2 separate regions of the Homo sapiens genome follow, and region 1 is linked to region 2. A link is a loop called in an ENCODE intact Hi-C map of the cell type or tissue named here. Cell type or tissue: HepG2. All regions are shown on one strand. Each heading gives the region's core, and the rest is flanking DNA. Links, peaks and the distances in the headings are about the cores only. Region 1 holds the start of REG3A (regenerating family member 3 alpha). Region 2 holds the start of REG3G (regenerating family member 3 gamma).

The links. Hi-C counts contacts between places; a loop is a spot of excess contacts. Peaks named below come from ENCODE experiments on the same cell type or tissue, not always from the same donor. Only the 100,000 strongest peaks of a DNase experiment are listed, where the experiment ranks them.
Region 1: it touches region 2 in a loop (29-fold over the local background); 2 of 110 quality-filtered maps call a loop at or near these places.

Annotation. Positions count from the first base shown.
Region 1 is chr2:79,156,892-79,165,259 of GRCh38, reverse strand. It overlaps REG3A (regenerating family member 3 alpha), which reads left to right and starts at 5,507. Exons shown (of 6, transcript NM_002580.3): 1 at 5,507-5,532; 2 at 5,821-5,930; 3 at 6,491-6,609; 4 at 6,797-6,934; 5 at 7,562-7,688; 6 at 7,967-8,254. The coding sequence starts at 5,855. The coding sequence ends at 8,034. In HepG2, for the core only: no CTCF peak of the experiment used is centred there; no DNase peak of the experiment used is centred there.
Region 2 is chr2:79,022,222-79,030,691 of GRCh38, reverse strand. REG3G (regenerating family member 3 gamma) reads right to left here and starts at 4,990. Exons shown (of 6, transcript NM_001008387.3): 1 at 4,919-4,990; 2 at 4,523-4,709; 3 at 3,861-3,979; 4 at 3,521-3,658; 5 at 2,759-2,885; 6 at 2,191-2,483. The coding sequence starts at 4,598. The coding sequence ends at 2,416. In HepG2, for the core only: no CTCF peak of the experiment used is centred there; no DNase peak of the experiment used is centred there.

The DNA.
Region 1 (8,368 bases), core at 3,369-8,368, 130 kb before region 2:
TGTCCTCATCCCAAAACCCTAAGCAACTAAGAGGGTTCCTTGGCATAACAGGTTTCTGCCAAATATGGATTCCCAGGTATGGCAAAATAGCCAGATCATTATATACACTAATTAAGGAAACTCAGAAAGCCAATACCCATTTAGTAAGGTGGACACCTGAAGCACAAGCAGCTTTCCAGGCTCTAAAGAAGGCTCTAACCCAAGTTCCAGTGTTACGCTTGCCAAAGGGGCAAGATTTTTCTTTAAATGTCACAGAAAAAAACAGAAATAGCTCTAGGAGTCCTTACACAGGTCCGAGGGATGAACTTGCCAACTGTGGCATACCTGAGTAAGGAAATTGATGCAGTGGCAAAGGGTTGGCCTCATTGTTTATGGGTAGTGGCAGCGGTAGCAGTCTTAGTATCTGAAGCAGTTAAAATAATACATGGAAGAGATCTTACTGTGTGGACATCTCATGATGTGAACGGCATACTCACTGCTAAAGGAGACTTGTGGCTGTCAGACGATCGTTTACTTAAACATCAGGCTCTATTACTTGAAGGGCCTGTGCTGCAACTGCGCGCCTTTGCAACTCTTAACCCAGCCACATTTCTTCCAGACAATGAAGAAAAGATAGAACATAACTGTCAACAAGTAATTGCTCAAACCTACCCCGCTCGAGGGGACCTTTTAGAGGTTCCCTTGACTGATTCCGACCTTAACTTGTATACTGATGGAAGTTCCTTTGTAGAAAAAGGACCTTGAAAAGTGGTCAGGGATAATGGAATACTTGAAAATAATCCCCTCACTCCAGGAACTAGTGCTCAGCCGGCATAACTAATAGCCCTCACTCGAGCACTAGAATTAGGAGAAGGAAAAAGGGTAAATATACATATAGACTCTAAGTATGCTTACCTAGTCCTCCATGCCCATGCAGCAATATGGAGAGAAAGGGAATTCCTAACTTCTGAGGGAAAACCTATCAACCATCAGGAAGCCATTAGGAGATTATTATTGGCTGTACAGAAACCCAAAGAGGTGGCAGTCTTACACTGCTAGGGTCATCAGAGAAGAAAGGAAAGGGAAATAGAAGGGAACCACCAAGCAGATATTGAAGCCAAAAGAGCTGCAAGACAGGACCCTCCATCAGAAATGCTTATAGAGGGACCCCTAGTGTGGGGTAACCCCCTCCAGGAAACCAAGCCCCAGTACTCAGCAGGATGAATAGAATGGGGAACCTCATGAGGACATACTTTCCTCCCCTGAGGATGGCTAGCCACCAAAGAAGGAAAAATACTTTTGCCTGCAGCTAACCAATGGAAATTACTTAAAACCCTTCACCAAAACTTTCACTTAGACATTGATAGCACCCATCAGATGGCCAAATTATTATTTACTGGACCAGGCCTTTTCAAAACTATCAAGCAGATAGTCAGGGCCTGTGAAGTGTGCCAAAGAAATAACCCCTGCACTGCAGGCCATACCTTTCAATCCCTGTACCTTTAACCTCCTTGTTAAGTTTGTCTCTTCCAGAATCGAAGCTGTAAAACTACAAATGGTTCTTCAAATGGAGCCCCAGATGCAGTCCATGACTAAGATCTACTGCAGACCCCTGGACTGGCCTGCTAGCCTCATGCTCCAATGTTAATGACATTGAAGGCAACTCTCCCGAGGAAATCTCAACTGCACAACCCCTACTACACCCCAGTTCAGCAGGAAGCAGTTAGAGCAATCATTGGCCAACCTCCCCAACAGCACTTGGGTTTTCCTGTTGAGAGGGGGGACTGAGAGCAGGACTAGCTGGATTTCCTAGGCTGACTAAGAATCCCTAAGCCTAGCTGGGAAGGTGACTGCACCCACCTTTAAACACGGGGCTTGCAACTTAGTTCACACCTGACCAATCAAGTAGTAAAGAGAGCTCACTAAAATGCTAATTAGGCAAAAACAGGAGGTAAAGAAATAGCCAATCATCTATCACCTGAGAGCACAGCGTGGGGGACAATGATCAGGATATAAACCCAGGCATTTGAGCCAGCAATGGCTACCCTCTTTGGGTCCCCTCCCTTTGTATGGGAGCTCTGTTTACACTCTATTAAACCTTGCAACTGCAAAATATATATATATATATGAAAAATAATTATAAAATTGGTAATGGAGAAGCATGGAAATAAGTGGGACTGAGGAATAACATAAATGGACTACTATTTATTTATCATTTTATTAATATTATTTTTTAAAATAATATTAATTATTATTATTTATAATTTTATTATATTTATCATTTTATTAATGATATTATTTATTATATCATTTATTATTTATCATTTTATTAATCATTAATATTAATGTATTATTTATCATTTTATTAATATTAATTTGATTGTATTACTTCTTTTTGCTTCATTTCTCTAAAAAATAAAGCTAAAAAAGATGGCAAGATATTATCGCTGTAGATTCTAGATGGTCAACCTATACTTGTTTGTTAAATGTTTTCTGTATGATAAAGATAATTTATTACAAAAAGAAAAGCAACATGACTATGGAATTATTTCTTATTTTTATTTTTATTTGCTACCACAAGAAATGTGAACTCTGATACATTGTGAACAGTTCAGATCTGCAAAATTATCACCCACAAGCTGTTTGAGTATGATTTATGGTAATTAATTGAAAACATTATCTTAATTTTTTCCCAAATGAACATTTTGTATTATAACTAGCTTATTCTAAAAGAAAAATCAATAAAAAGCAATAGCCTTTTTAAAATACCCAAATAGATAACGTTAGAAGAGCAAACATGATATGAACAGGGAACTCTTCCAAGATCAATGTGAAAATTTGAAACCAAATAAATATTAACACAGTTTTCTGATAAAAATTATTGCCTCCAATAACTGCACAGGTCATATGATAGTTACTGTTCATGGCTTACGTATAATTGACCAAATTTCAGTAGCTATGTTATCAGCTTTCCAGTTCTTTGATGTTAATAACTTCCCTCATTGGCCTCAGGGGCTTTGAAGTTTTGTCCCTTTTTCCTGTTTTATAGTTGCTCAGCACCTAATCTTATCCCTTTCCCAATTCTTCTGACAGTGTTAGGATAAGATGAAAGGACCAAAGTGGCATTCTGGACATCTGGTTAATATATCTCAAAGGGGTGCACTTTAGTGATAAATCTCCAGTGAGATACAGTTCAAGGCTATTTTTGACATGGACCCTGCTGAGCCATCTTCCAGGAAACCTCTACATTTTACCATCCTTGAAACAAATATATTAGGCTCCTGCAAAGAGATCAGTTTTCACTTTTATAATTCTAAGAATGACTACTAAGTCTTATCTGCAAATATCTGATTCAGAAGATAATAGGGATAAAAGTACAAATTGGACATCTTTTGGCAAAGGAAGCTCCTTAAAACTCAGCCTTGGTTACATCAAGAATAAGAATTCCTGTGTCATCCCTAAGAAGTAGATTTTTATATAACTCAAAACCAGCTCAAGAAATATAATATTTAAACAAACTTCTCAGTGCTTGGTTAATAAGCATTGTTATGAAGAAACAATGAAAAATAAAACAAAAACAACTCAACTTTAGTGAGTTTAGTGAGTGTCATTGCAAAGAAAATTTCACATTGCACTTAGGGATTTTATAACCTTAAGGCTTATTACAAAGGTCACACTATTTCAATTAAGAACAAAAGTGAGTTTTAATAATAAACTGTCAGCATTTCAAATCTTCTCTCCTAGGTATCTTGAAATATACAACATATTGTTGTTAACTATAGTCACCCTATGTGCTATCAAAAGCTAGAACATATTCCTCCTATCTAGCTGTATGTTTGTACGATGAACTAAACTCTTTTCATCTCCCCTCACCCGTCTCAGCCTCTGGTAACTATTCTACCCTCTGGTTACCTTCTACCCCGTACCTCCATGTGTTTACATATTGTTGTATAAATTTTGTGGAAAAAAATCCTTTTTAACAAAATAATCTGCTGGCTATATTTCTTCTCATATTATTTGAGGAATTGCATTGAATTTTGGGTACTGAATTTTGAGGACGTGAATTAAGGATGAGCTACATCTCATGACCTCGTCACAGACCCCTACTATAAACATCTGCATACAAGTTGGCATATTACAACAATAGCATGAGAGTCAGGGTCTGTAGAAATTCCCAGCCTAACTTTTTCCTGGACTGGCCAAACTGAACCTGAACCAGTGTATGGGCAATGTAGTATGCTTGTCAGAGGCACCAAACTGCTAACTCAAAAATAAACATGACTAAAAGAACTTCTCCCAGTATACCCATATGAAGCTGACCATTTGCCCAGTAAGAATGCAATGAAAAGGGCTTTTAATGTACAGCCAAATGGCAGTCCAGCAAGGAAGCTCATGAGCAACCTACAAGTAGTGAGCATTTTGATGTAATAGAGACTTACATGCAATTCAGAATTATGTTTACAACATCACAAAACAAAAATTTAGAGATAGGCTCTCACTCTGTTGCCTAAGCTGGAGTGCAGTGGGATGATCATAACTTACTGCAGCCTTGAACTCCTGGGTTCAACTGAAGGTCCTCCTACCTCAGCCTGCTGAGTAGCTAGGACCACAAGCACACACCACCGCAACTGGCTTAAATTAAAATATAAATTGTAGAGATAGGGTCTTAATGTGTTGCCCAGGCTGCTCTTGAACTCCTTGCTTCAGGTGATCCTCCCACCTCAGCCTCTCAAAGTGCTGGGATTATAGACCTGAGCCACAGCACCTGGCCAACTGACCTATGATTTTACACAATGGCTGCTCTTCCCTTCTTTAACTATTATTCATTCTTCTTTGATCCTCATTATTTGACTGTAGTCCTTCTTATGTCTTGTTTTCCTTCATTACCTCTTATTCTATCACATTGCCATTGTCATTCTCCACTGGGGAAGCTCTTTCTTGCTGAAGACTGGAAAGACAAGTCCATTCACCTGATTTTCTGTAAGATTGTGGCTCATGTATTGACTTGTCAGACAATTCTGAAGTTTCATCAAAATTAGCTATCATGCTTGCATAATGGCCCTGAACCCTCACTCCTACTCTTAGCTTCAGTACCATCTATGTCCTCAACTGTCCATGATACTTATAATTCCCGTAAATCTTCACTTAACACCTAACATTTATTTAATCTTACTAGGCAAGGTAATAAGAAATACATAGGTTTGCCTCCAGAAGTGGGTTCTTAAGAAACCCACCAGAGGAACTCCTCTTTCAGATGTCCACATTAGAAGATTTCATATCACATTTGGTGCCACAGGCCTTTGACAAGGAGGATGCAGAGGAAAAAGCAAACTTCACCTCTTCCTAGGGAAAGTGTTGGCCTGCCAACAGGAAAGAGGCAACATCTGGGAAAATCCCCAGTCTTTGCCAGGAAGAGTCCATGCCAACCCCACCCCATGACCCCTGTCCTGCCTACTCATTGTCACTCTTCACTCCAATGTCCCTCCCCCAGATCCTCTTATAAAATCCCACTCTTTCCTGACCAGACAAACCATACCATATCCCACCAGAGAGGTAAGTGGGAGCTGAGAGAAGATGAGACCCAGGGAGGAGCTACTGCACATGACACAGGAGAATACATGGGAGGGTCCCTTCCTCAGGGAGCACAGGAACTCTGAGACTCAGCAAGGGTGTCCTGGGAGGGCTCGGGGATGGGAGAGTACACAGATTCACAACTCATTCAGAACTGTAGAAGATGATGGATGTGACCAAGATCACTTTAGTCCTAGGGGACTAGAGAAGGAAAATGACATGAGGCAGTGGGGTATCTGTGTGTTCTCCCACTGACCACGCTTTCTTTAGTGACTCCTGATTGCCTCCTCAAGTCGCAGACACTATGCTGCCTCCCATGGCCCTGCCCAGTGTATCTTGGATGCTGCTTTCCTGCCTCATGCTGCTGTCTCAGGTTCAAGGTGAGATTGCTTTGCCTCTAGCACTGGGTTCCCTATGAATCCTCAGAGCTAACAAGAGGAGGAAGGCTCCTGTGTGTCATGTGAGGTAATGACGTGGTGTCTAATGAACCTGCCTGCAGTTCTTGCATCATCTCTCCTTCCTTCAGGTTAACTTGCAGTGGGAGGCTCCATGGTGGTCCACTAACAGTGGAATGAGATGGCTTCCATTTAGTCAGTGGACTCTAATATACACTGGTGGGAAAGTGGACTCTAATATACACTGGAGGGTCAGTAATGAGATGTGGGGAGGGACAATGATTGGAGGACCCAATGTAGAGACAGCCCAGAGTGAGGAGAGTATTGAATGGTTGAATAAGGGGAAAGGGTAATAAGAGACTGGATGGTGCTCCATTTACTACGGCTATTTTGAGATAAAGAATTTCTGAAAACATAAGGGAAGATGAAGGGGTGTCAGGAATGTGGTCTTCCTCCCCAAGGACATTCCTAGGTATTCCCCAAGGTCATCTCCCACCCCAAGCCCCACTCTTCATTTTACCCTCCCCCCTCTTCTTCCACCTCAGGTGAAGAACCCCAGAGGGAACTGCCCTCTGCACGGATCCGCTGTCCCAAAGGCTCCAAGGCCTATGGCTCCCACTGCTATGCCTTGTTTTTGTCACCAAAATCCTGGACAGATGCAGATGTGAGTGGTTAGATGTGGTGTTGGAGGTGACCGGTCTCAGGGGGAGGAGGGTCTCCATTCAGGAGAGTTCCTTGGGAATGAGGATGAACACGTTTATCTTTCACACAGTCCTCCTCCCACCTACCTTTGCCCTGCCCTCCCTCAGCAGGTCTCAGGCTCCCTCTCATTCTCTTTGTTGCCCTCAAAGCTGGCCTGCCAGAAGCGGCCCTCTGGAAACCTGGTGTCTGTGCTCAGTGGGGCTGAGGGATCCTTCGTGTCCTCCCTGGTGAAGAGCATTGGTAACAGCTACTCATACGTCTGGATTGGGCTCCATGACCCCACACAGGTGCCAGTATATCCTCCCCTCTCTGTTACCTCTCAAGGTGCTATTGTTGCCCAGGCCCACTCCCTGTCCCCTGTGCCTGCCCAGGAAGTACTTCAGGGAGCACTGGAGCTCAGATTCTGGGGAATATTTGGGGGGAAAGGGAAGGCCATGAAGCATCTGAAGATCTGAGTTCTGTGGAGGTCTCTATCTTTCAGATAAAATCAATCTGCCTTCCTCAGGCGTATTACATAATTCTCATATGAGGCTGGGTTAACAATTCTCTGAGCTTCATGGAGTCTTTGCCTACTATTCTGAAGGAACTCTTAATGAAGATAGGATCAATTTTTGTCCCCATACAGAACTGACATTACTTTTGAGGTTCACAAGCTAATCACAAATGCTACATCAATTATTGTTCTGCAAATAATATATTACCTTGAGTTGTTCCAAAGGTCTTATGTTTATTGGCTGGAATTTTCCAATAGCAATGAGGAGTCAAGGAAGAGTTTCCTACTCACCGGCAGCATCTGGAATAGCAGACCAACTTTCCTCATGCTGGGGAGCAAATCAGGTGTTGCAGCTAAGGGGCCATGCAAGAAGAGCTGCAATGGCCATTCCCTTCACCTGGCTACCTCCTCTACTCTACAGGGCACCGAGCCCAATGGAGAAGGTTGGGAGTGGAGTAGCAGTGATGTGATGAATTACTTTGCATGGGAGAGAAATCCCTCCACCATCTCAAGCCCCGGCCACTGTGCGAGCCTGTCGAGAAGCACAGGTAAGAAACAGAGGAGCTGCCTCTTCCCAGTGTTTTCCATCTCATCCCCCATTCCTGGGTCTGACCTTCAGGAAATCTTCCTGAGCTAGAAAATACAATGTTAGTGTGTCTTCTCTTATCTCCTCTCTTCTCCACTTTCTTTGAATCTCTCTCCTGGATTGGGACACTGGTGAAGGTGAGGGAGAGGCTTTAACTTCTAGGCTAAAACCTGGGATGCCCCTTCATTGGATTCACAAGCTTCCTCAGCCCCATTCCATTTATGTCTTCTGTCTCTCCAGCATTTCTGAGGTGGAAAGATTATAACTGTAATGTGAGGTTACCCTATGTCTGCAAGTTCACTGACTAGTGCAGGAGGGAAGTCAGCAGCCTGTGTTTGGTGTGCAACTCATCATGGGCATGAGACCAGTGTGAGGACTCACCCTGGAAGAGAATATTCGCTTAATTCCCCCAACCTGACCACCTCATTCTTATCTTTCTTCTGTTTCTTCCTCCCCGCTGTCATTTCAGTCTCTTCATTTTGTCATACGGCCTAAGGCTTTAAAGAGCAATAAAATTTTTAGTCTGCACTTGTTTGTCTTGTATATGCCAGTGTCATAGCCATACTCTGAGAAGGACAAAGTGTTTGAGTGGAGGAAACTTTATGGGTCTTGCTTCTTCCCTATTCACCCAGGCCTCTAGGG
Region 2 (8,470 bases), core at 1,777-6,776:
TTTATTGTACTTGCTGTTCTCTGAGCTTCTTGGATCTAGGGTTTAGTGTCTGTCATTAACTTTGGAAAATGCATGATCGTTATTACTTTAAATTTTTCTTTTGTTTCTTTTTCTTCTCCTTCTTATATTGAAATTATATACATATTAGAGTTTAAAAATTATCCCACAGTTCTTAGATATTCGTTCTGCTCATTCACTCTATTTTCTCTTTGCATTTCAGTTTGAGAAGTTTCTGTTGAGCTATTTTCAAGCTTACTGATTCTTTACTTGGCCAGGTCCAGTTTACAGATAAGCCCTTCAAAAACATCCTGTTTGGGAGGCCGAGGCGGGTGGATCACCTGAGGTCAGGAGTTCGAGACCAGCCTGGCCTCTGGTCTCTGGTAAAACCTGGTCTCTACTAAAAATACAAAAATTAGCTGGGTGTGGTGACAGGCGCCTGTACTCCCAGCTACTCGGGAGGCTGAGGCAGGAAAATCGCTTGAACTCAGGAGGCAGAGGTTGCAGTGAGCCGAGATTGTGCCACTGCACTCCAGCCTGGGTGACAGACCGAGACTCCATCTCTAAAAAAAAAAAAAATTCCTTTGTTTCTATTATATTGCTTTTGATGTGTAGCATTATCTTTTGATTCTGTTATACAGTTTCTATTTTTCTGCATATATTATGCATCTTTTCTTTCCCATTGTCCATTTTCTTCATCAAAGCCCTTATCACATCAATCATAGTTATTTTAAGTTTCCTAATAGTTCCAAAATCTGTACCATATTTGAGTCTGGTTTTCATGTTTGTTTTATCTCTTCAGACTATGCTTTTTCTTATTGTTCAGCAAAATTTTTAGTTTCTCTTGAAAGCTTCACTTGATGTATTGAGTAATAACAACTGAAGTAAAAGACCTTTCGTGTAAGGCTTTTCATTAATCTCACTAGGATTTAGTTTGTGTTTAATGTTTGCTATAGCTGTAGGTGCAAGAGGCTTAAAATTTCTCTTGTGTCCTTGTTTTTGTCTCTCCTATTGCCTTTGTCATTTCCTAATAATTCTTCCTTAAGTAGTGTACCTTGCAGCTCCTCAATTGTGATCTATTGTCATTAAACTGGATCCCTATTGATGTGGTAGTGTCTGAGCAAGGGGAAGTATCATATAATTTTATGATTAAATCTCAGTATTTTTGTGAGTCTATGCCCCATGGCCATGACTTTCAAAAATGTTTCTTAGGTCTCTTTCTGTTAGGTAAGATGAGAAGGCTAGATGTGGCTGGAGTGGACGTAAATGCACTCATGCTTAGGCATGATACGAAGCTCATAAGGTCTTTTTACCTGGAAGTAGGTCTTTGTTATTGAGAATGCTCTGGGCTGATTTAGAAATGGTTTCTTTTCTACTCTTCCTGACAAAGCCATGAGAGAATTATTTTTGACTCTCCACGAAGAGAACCTGTTGGGATTCCTGAAGGTAAAATCCATGAAGGCGTGAGGGCTTTCATAGGAGTGCAACTTCCGTGAGTTTCTCACTCTTAATGCCAAGCTGCACTCAACATCCAGCAATTTTTCAAAATCACCATTTAAATGTTCCTAACAGCTTGTAGCTCTAGAGGCTTTTGCTCCAGGTAAGCAGAAATGTAAACAACTCTGTGTATTTGGGTGCTTTTCCAGATATTGGGGTATCAACTTGCCCTGCTACCTCAGTTCTCTCATTAGCCCAAAGGAAAGTTGTTGATTTTAAGTTTATTCAGATTTTTCTTGTTTTAAAGAAAAGAGTAACAGTTTCCAAAGCTCTCTATGTCAACACTGTAACCAGAAGTTTAAGTAATTCATTTTTTACTGTATTTTACAAAAGTCACCATGCAAGGTAGATTGCAAATTAATGAAAAAAAAAGATCCTTCACAGAAAATTATTTGAGAAGTTCTGTTTTAAGTAATATCAGACTCCCCTAGGGCTGATTGTGTCACAACGTCAGGGACAATGTGTGGGCAGTGAGTGTGTGGGGAAGCACTGTCTTCATGTCTTCATGACACAAACCCTGTCTGAGCAGGGCCCGCACCTTCATCACAAATACACTGATGGGGACACTCATATAGTAATTTCACCTTAGGCCTGGGTGAAATTGGGAGGAGCCAAGACTCAGTGTTTTTTTCTCCCCCAACTTCTCCCTCCTCTTCCAAAGGCTCTTACTATAAGAATGAAACAAAAGCATATACGTATAAAGTAACATTTTTATTATTATTCTCTGAGATCTCAAGACATGGAAGACAGAGAAAAGCCTGAAATGAAGGTGAAGAAAAAGGAAAAAGAAGGAGGATCATGACAAGGTAGTCAGGTAGGGCAGTTTGGGGAGAATATTCTCTTCCAGGGTGAGTCTTCACACTGGTCTCATGTCCATGATGAGCTGCACGCCAAGCTCAGGCTGCTGACTTCCCACCTGCCCTAGTCCTTGAACTTGCAGACATAGGGTAACTTTGCATCACAGTTATAATCTTTCCACTTCAGAAATCCTAGGGAGACAGAATATAAAAGGCATGGGGCTGGGGGAACTTGTGAACCCAGTGAAGAGGCATCCCAGGTTTTAGCCTAGGATTTAAAGCTTCTCTCTCATCTTCACCAGTTTCTCAATCCAGGAGAATGAGACTCAAAGAAGGCAGAGATGAGAGGAGACGGGAGAAGGCACATAAACACTGCATTACCTAGCTGAAAAGGATTTCCTGAAGGTCAGGAAATTGGGGATGAGGAGTGGAAAGTGCTGGGAAGAGGCAGCTCTTCTGTTTCTTACCTGTGCTTCTTGACAGGCTCCCACAGTGGCCAGGGTTTAAGATGGTGGAGGGATTTTTCTCCCATGCAAAGTAATTCATCACATCAGTGCTACTCCACTCCCATCCATCTCCATCAGGCTCAGAGCCCTATAGAGAAGAGGAGGCAGCCAGGTGAAGAAAATGGCCATTGCAGGTCTCTTTGCATGGCCCCTGAGCTGTAACACCTGATTCCTCCCCAGCATCAGGGATTTTGGTCTGATCTTCCAGATGCTGCCCTAGAGTCCTCTGCACTGGAATCTTTTCCTTAACTCCTCATTGCTTTGGGAAAATCCCAACCAATAAACACAAGAACTTTGGAATCACTCAAGGTAATATGTTACTTGCAGAACAATAATTGGTGTAGCATTTGTGATTAGCCTGCGAACCTCAAAGATAATGTCTATTCTGTATGGGGGCAAAATTTGATCCTATCTTAATTTAGAATTCCCTCAGAATAATAGATACAGACTCCCTGAAGCTCAGATAATTGATTTGTAAGGATTCCCTTGAGAATTATGTAAAAGTTTTACAAGAGTCCGACTAATTTTCTTTAAAGACTAGGGATCTCCGTAGAATTCAGCTCTTCAGCTGCCTCATGGACTTCCTATTCTCCCAAATGTCCCCCAGAATCTGAGCTCCAGTGCTCCCTAAAGTACTTCCTGGGCAGGGACTGGGGACAGGGAGTGCGCCTGGGCAACAACAGTACCTTGAGAGGTAACAGAGAGGGGAGGATATACTCGCACCTGTGTGGGGTCATGGAGCCCAATCCAGATGTATGAATAGCTGTTACTAATGCTCCTCACCAGGGAGGACACGAAGGATCCCTCAGCCCCACTGAGCACAGACACCAGTTTTCCAGAGGGCCGCTTCTGGCAAGCCAGCTTTGAGGGGGACAAAGAGAATGAGATGGAGCCTGAGACCCACTGAGGGAGGGCAGGGAAAAGGTAGGTGGGAGGAGGACTGTGTGAAAGATAAGCGTGTTCATCCTCATTCCCAAGGAACTCTCCTGAAGGAGACCCTCCTCCCCCTGAGACCTGCATGGACTTTCCCCTATCACCTCCAACCCCACATCTAACCACTCACATCTGCATCCATCCAGGATTTTGGTGACAAAAACAAGGCATAGCAGGGGGAGCCATAGGCCTTGGAGCCTTTGGGACAGCTGATCCGTGGAGAGGGCAGTTCCTTCTGGGTTTCTTCACCTGGGGTGGAAGAAAAGGGAGAGAGTAAAATGAAGAGTAGGGGGTGGGTGGGAGATGACCTTGGGGAATATCTAGGTCTGCCCTTGGGGAGGAAGACCACATTCCTGACAGCTCTTCATCTTCCCTTGTGTTTTCAGAAGTTCTTTATCTCAAAATAGCCCTACTAAATGGGCCACCATCTAGTCTGTTATTACCCTTTCCCCTTATTCAACCATTCAACACTCTCTTCACTGTGGGCTATCTCTATATTGGGTCCTCCAATCATTGTCCCTCCCCACATCTCATTGCTGACCCTCCACACTTTCCCACCAGTGTATATTAGAGTCCACTGACTAAATGGAAGCCATCTCATTCCATTGTTAGTGGACCACAGTGGAGCCTCCCACTGCAAGTTAACATGAAGGAAGGAGTGATGATGCAGGAACTGCAGGCAGTTTCATTAGACACCACGTCATTACCTCACGTGACACACAGGAGCCTTCCTCCTTTTCTTGGCTCTGAGGATTCATAGGGAACCCAGTGCTAGAGGCAGAGAAATCTCACCTTGAACCTGACACAGGAGAATGAGGCAGGAAAGCAGCATCCAGGACACACTGGGCAGGGCCATGGGAGGCAGCATAGTGTCTGCGACTTGAGGAGGCAATCGGGTCACTAAAGGAAGTGTGGTCAGCGGGAGGACACACAGATATCCTACTGCCTCTTGTCTTTTTCCTTCTGTAGTCCCCTAGGACTGAAGTGATCTTGGTCACATTCATCATCTTCTACAGTTCTGAATGAGCTGTGAATCTGTGTACTCACCCATCCCTGAGACCTCCCAGTACAGCCTTGCTGAGTCTCAGAGCTCCTGTGCTCCCTGAGGAAGGGACCCTCCCATGCGTTCTCCTGTATTATGTGAGGTTGCCCTTCCACAGGTCTCATCTTCTCTCAGCTCCCACTTACCTCTCTGGTGAGATCTGGTATGCTTTGTCTGGTCAGCAAAGACTGGGTTTTTTATAAAAAGATCTCAGGGATGGTCACTGGAGTGAATAACGGCAATATGTAGGCGGGACAGGGGTCATGGAGAGGGCTTGGCATTGGTTCAAAAAGATTATGCCAAGGGGAGGAGACTCTTCCTGGCAAAGGCTGGGAATTGTTACAGATGTTGCCTTTTTCTCTGTAGCAGGCCGGCACTTTCCCCACAAACAGTTGAAGTTTGCACTTTTCCCACCCTCTTCCAGATATCTTCTTCTGAGAAACTTAAGGGAATAAAGGCAGTCTTGTGAGCCTGGTATTATATAGTTTAGAAAATATTATGATATTACATAGTTATGAGAAATGTCAAAAGTTTGTTTTTGATCAACGTGCCAGGAGCTCACTTCTATAGGCATACATATGAATTCCTTTATACCTTATCTAGTAACATTTAAAATAAATTAATAAATAAAAATTGGGTGGGCATTAAAATTAGATGTGTTGGCAAAGACAATGTATTAGTCGAAATAAAGAAACAATAGAAACCAGAAGCAGCAGCACTGGTTCAGTGTTGCTACTTCAACTTCACAGCAAGATGTAAAAGAAGCTTGAAATAATCTTGTGAGTCATTAGGCAAGCCAGGGTCTTATGGAACAGCAGTTAAATAGATTTGCCTTCCAGCTACCTTTGTGTGAGAAGACCAAGAGATAGTTCCTTGGTTTATTGTAGTTCTGCGCTGACAGTTTGATATCTCAGAGTAGCGTTCTTAGATTGTGATCTACACACCAATGGGGGTCTTCAGGGCCTGTTTGGAGTGGTTGTGCAGTTATAATTTTCATAATTATACTAAAGTGTTATTCGTCATTTTCGCTATGTTGACATTTGCACTGATGAGGCAAAATAAATGGTGGATAGAAGTTCTGGTGCCTTAACATCAATCAAGGCAGTGGCACCAAATTGCATTGCTCATATCCACGCACTTGCAAGAAACAAAATAAAGCCATTTTTACTTGAAAATGCCCTTGAACTTGATGAATCAGGGTAGTGAATTGGCTTCAGTAAATCTCAACCCTTGAATACATCTAGAGGGAATATTCTGTATGACTAAATGGGAAGCTGACATGCTAAAGTATAATGGTTGTCTTGAGGGAAATAATTTGTAACACTGAGTTTTAGTTCACTATTTCATGGAACACCATTTTTACTTGAAAAATAAACCAAGACAAACTTCACTTACTGACATATGGGTCTTTTGTTAACATGTTTTCAAAAAAGTTCAAAGTGAGTTAGTAAATGAATATTTTTAACTTTTCTCTTTTACTATATATTATTATAAATATCAATAGCTCACATGAACAAAATTTTTTTTCGAGTGTCCTCAATATTTTTTAAGAGTGTTAAAGGGTCCTGAGATCAAAACAGTTTGAGATCTCTGGTTAACATCTAGCTGGCAATTTCCAGAAAATATAGGACATGGGGATGGTATTATATTACAACACAGGAATACCATCAGCAAAATTTAGAAGGTGGGAAATTCTACAGGACAAATAAGTACATTTCCCCAGCAAGTGAATTTAAGGAAATAAAACAACATCTCACTCTTAACATGTGAAAAATATATCAATCAAATAAAATGTGTGAACCATGTTTGGATCTTGATTTGAACAAATTAAATAAAAAATATAATTATAAAACAATTGGGTAAAAGTGAGCATTTGATAATGTTAAAGGACTATATCATGTTCAGATGTAATTATAATATTGAAATAATATTATTTAAAGTATCCTTATCATTTAAGATACATAACACAATATTTACAGATGAAATGGTTATTCAGAATTTACTTCAAAATAATCAAGCATGATAGAGATAAAGAAAGAGAGAGACAGATAAAACAAGAGAGGACTTGAGGTCATGAGAGTTGTTGCTTGGTGGTAGGTACATAATGATTCATAACACTATTGTCTTTGGGTTTTTATCTAAAATATTGGTGGAAAATTTTGAGAAAAAGAAAAATTCAGGGCCATCGTGAGAAAGAAATTTGAAGGACAATCTGACTCAAGAACACAGATGCAAAGTTCCTGAACAAAACACAAAACAAATTGAATTCATTGTTTTATATAATAAATGAAGAGAAAGAAGAGTTAATCTTGGAAATGTAATGATAGTTTATTATGATGAACTATTAATGCAATTTCCAAGTTCAGAAGTTAAAAGGGAAAAAAATATATAGTCATTTTAAAAGAACAAAATTGTTAAGTGAAATTCAAAACCTATTAGTAACTGATAAAAAGTCTTAAAAACCAGAGTTAGACAGGAATAGCTTTAACACAGTAAAGAAATCTATAGAGACTCAAAAGTAAACTACTGACAAGACTTCCTTAAAAAATCAGAAATATACAAATGTACCACCCTCATTGATTCTATTTAACAATATCGTGTGATAGAAAGTACACTTAGAAAAGAAAAAAAAATTTAAACAGGGAAAAAGTAAATTAAGTTGTCACTATTTGCATATGACATGCTGTCTCCATAGAAAACCCAGAAGACTCTTCAAATTAGTTGTTAGAATTAATGGATAAATTTAGTAAACAAGAAGAATGTGAGATCAACATATAAATCCCAAATGAACATTTGTATTCCAACAATAGAGTTAGAAAGGGTATTTTTAAGAAAGATACTGTTTTTAATAGGAAGAAAAATATAAAGGATCTAGAAATATATCCGACAAAAATAGTCAAGACCATGTAAAACTTTTTAAACTTTAAAGAAGACTTTAATATACGAAGAAATATATCATGTTTTAGAGAGACAGATTCAATATCCTGAAGAGGTTACTTTTCCCTACACAGATGGTCTGTGATTTATGATAGTTCTACTTATAATTTTTCTACCGTATCATGGTGGGAAAGTGATATGCATTCCCTAGAAGGCTTATATCAGATTTTGAATACTGGTCTTTTACTGGGCTAGCAGTATGCAGTACGGTACTCTCTCATGTTGCCTCAGCATAGGCAGCAAGCACTGCCCTGGTGGCAATACCATCTTGAAAGTAAACAGCTGATACTCCACAGTGTACTGTGTTTTCAGATGATTTTGCCCAACCATGAATGCCGGAGGTGTGCCTGGAGGCTATCTTAATAGCTGGCCATCAGAATTGGAAACTGGTACTTTAATCGTCAAGGGCTTGGCCCTTTCTCTCTTCCTCTTGGTAGATCGTTTTGAATCTCCATAATACCAATTGTACACAGGAGAATGAACTTCACTCAATTTTGTCCAGCAGTCCTCAAATTCCAGATAAACTTGAATGTATGGTGGGAGCAGAAGACATGGGTGTTTATCTTCTATTACCTGACTCTATGTCCCTACCTATTCAAAATGATCAGTTATGAATATGAATTTATCATTACTCTCCCCTTCAAACTTTACTGATGATTTCTCCATTATCTACTCTTCTGATTTCCTATTGGTACACAGAAAACTATCCCAAGGTTAGTGGCATAAAACAGTTTGTTATTACTTCTCATGGTTCTGTGAGG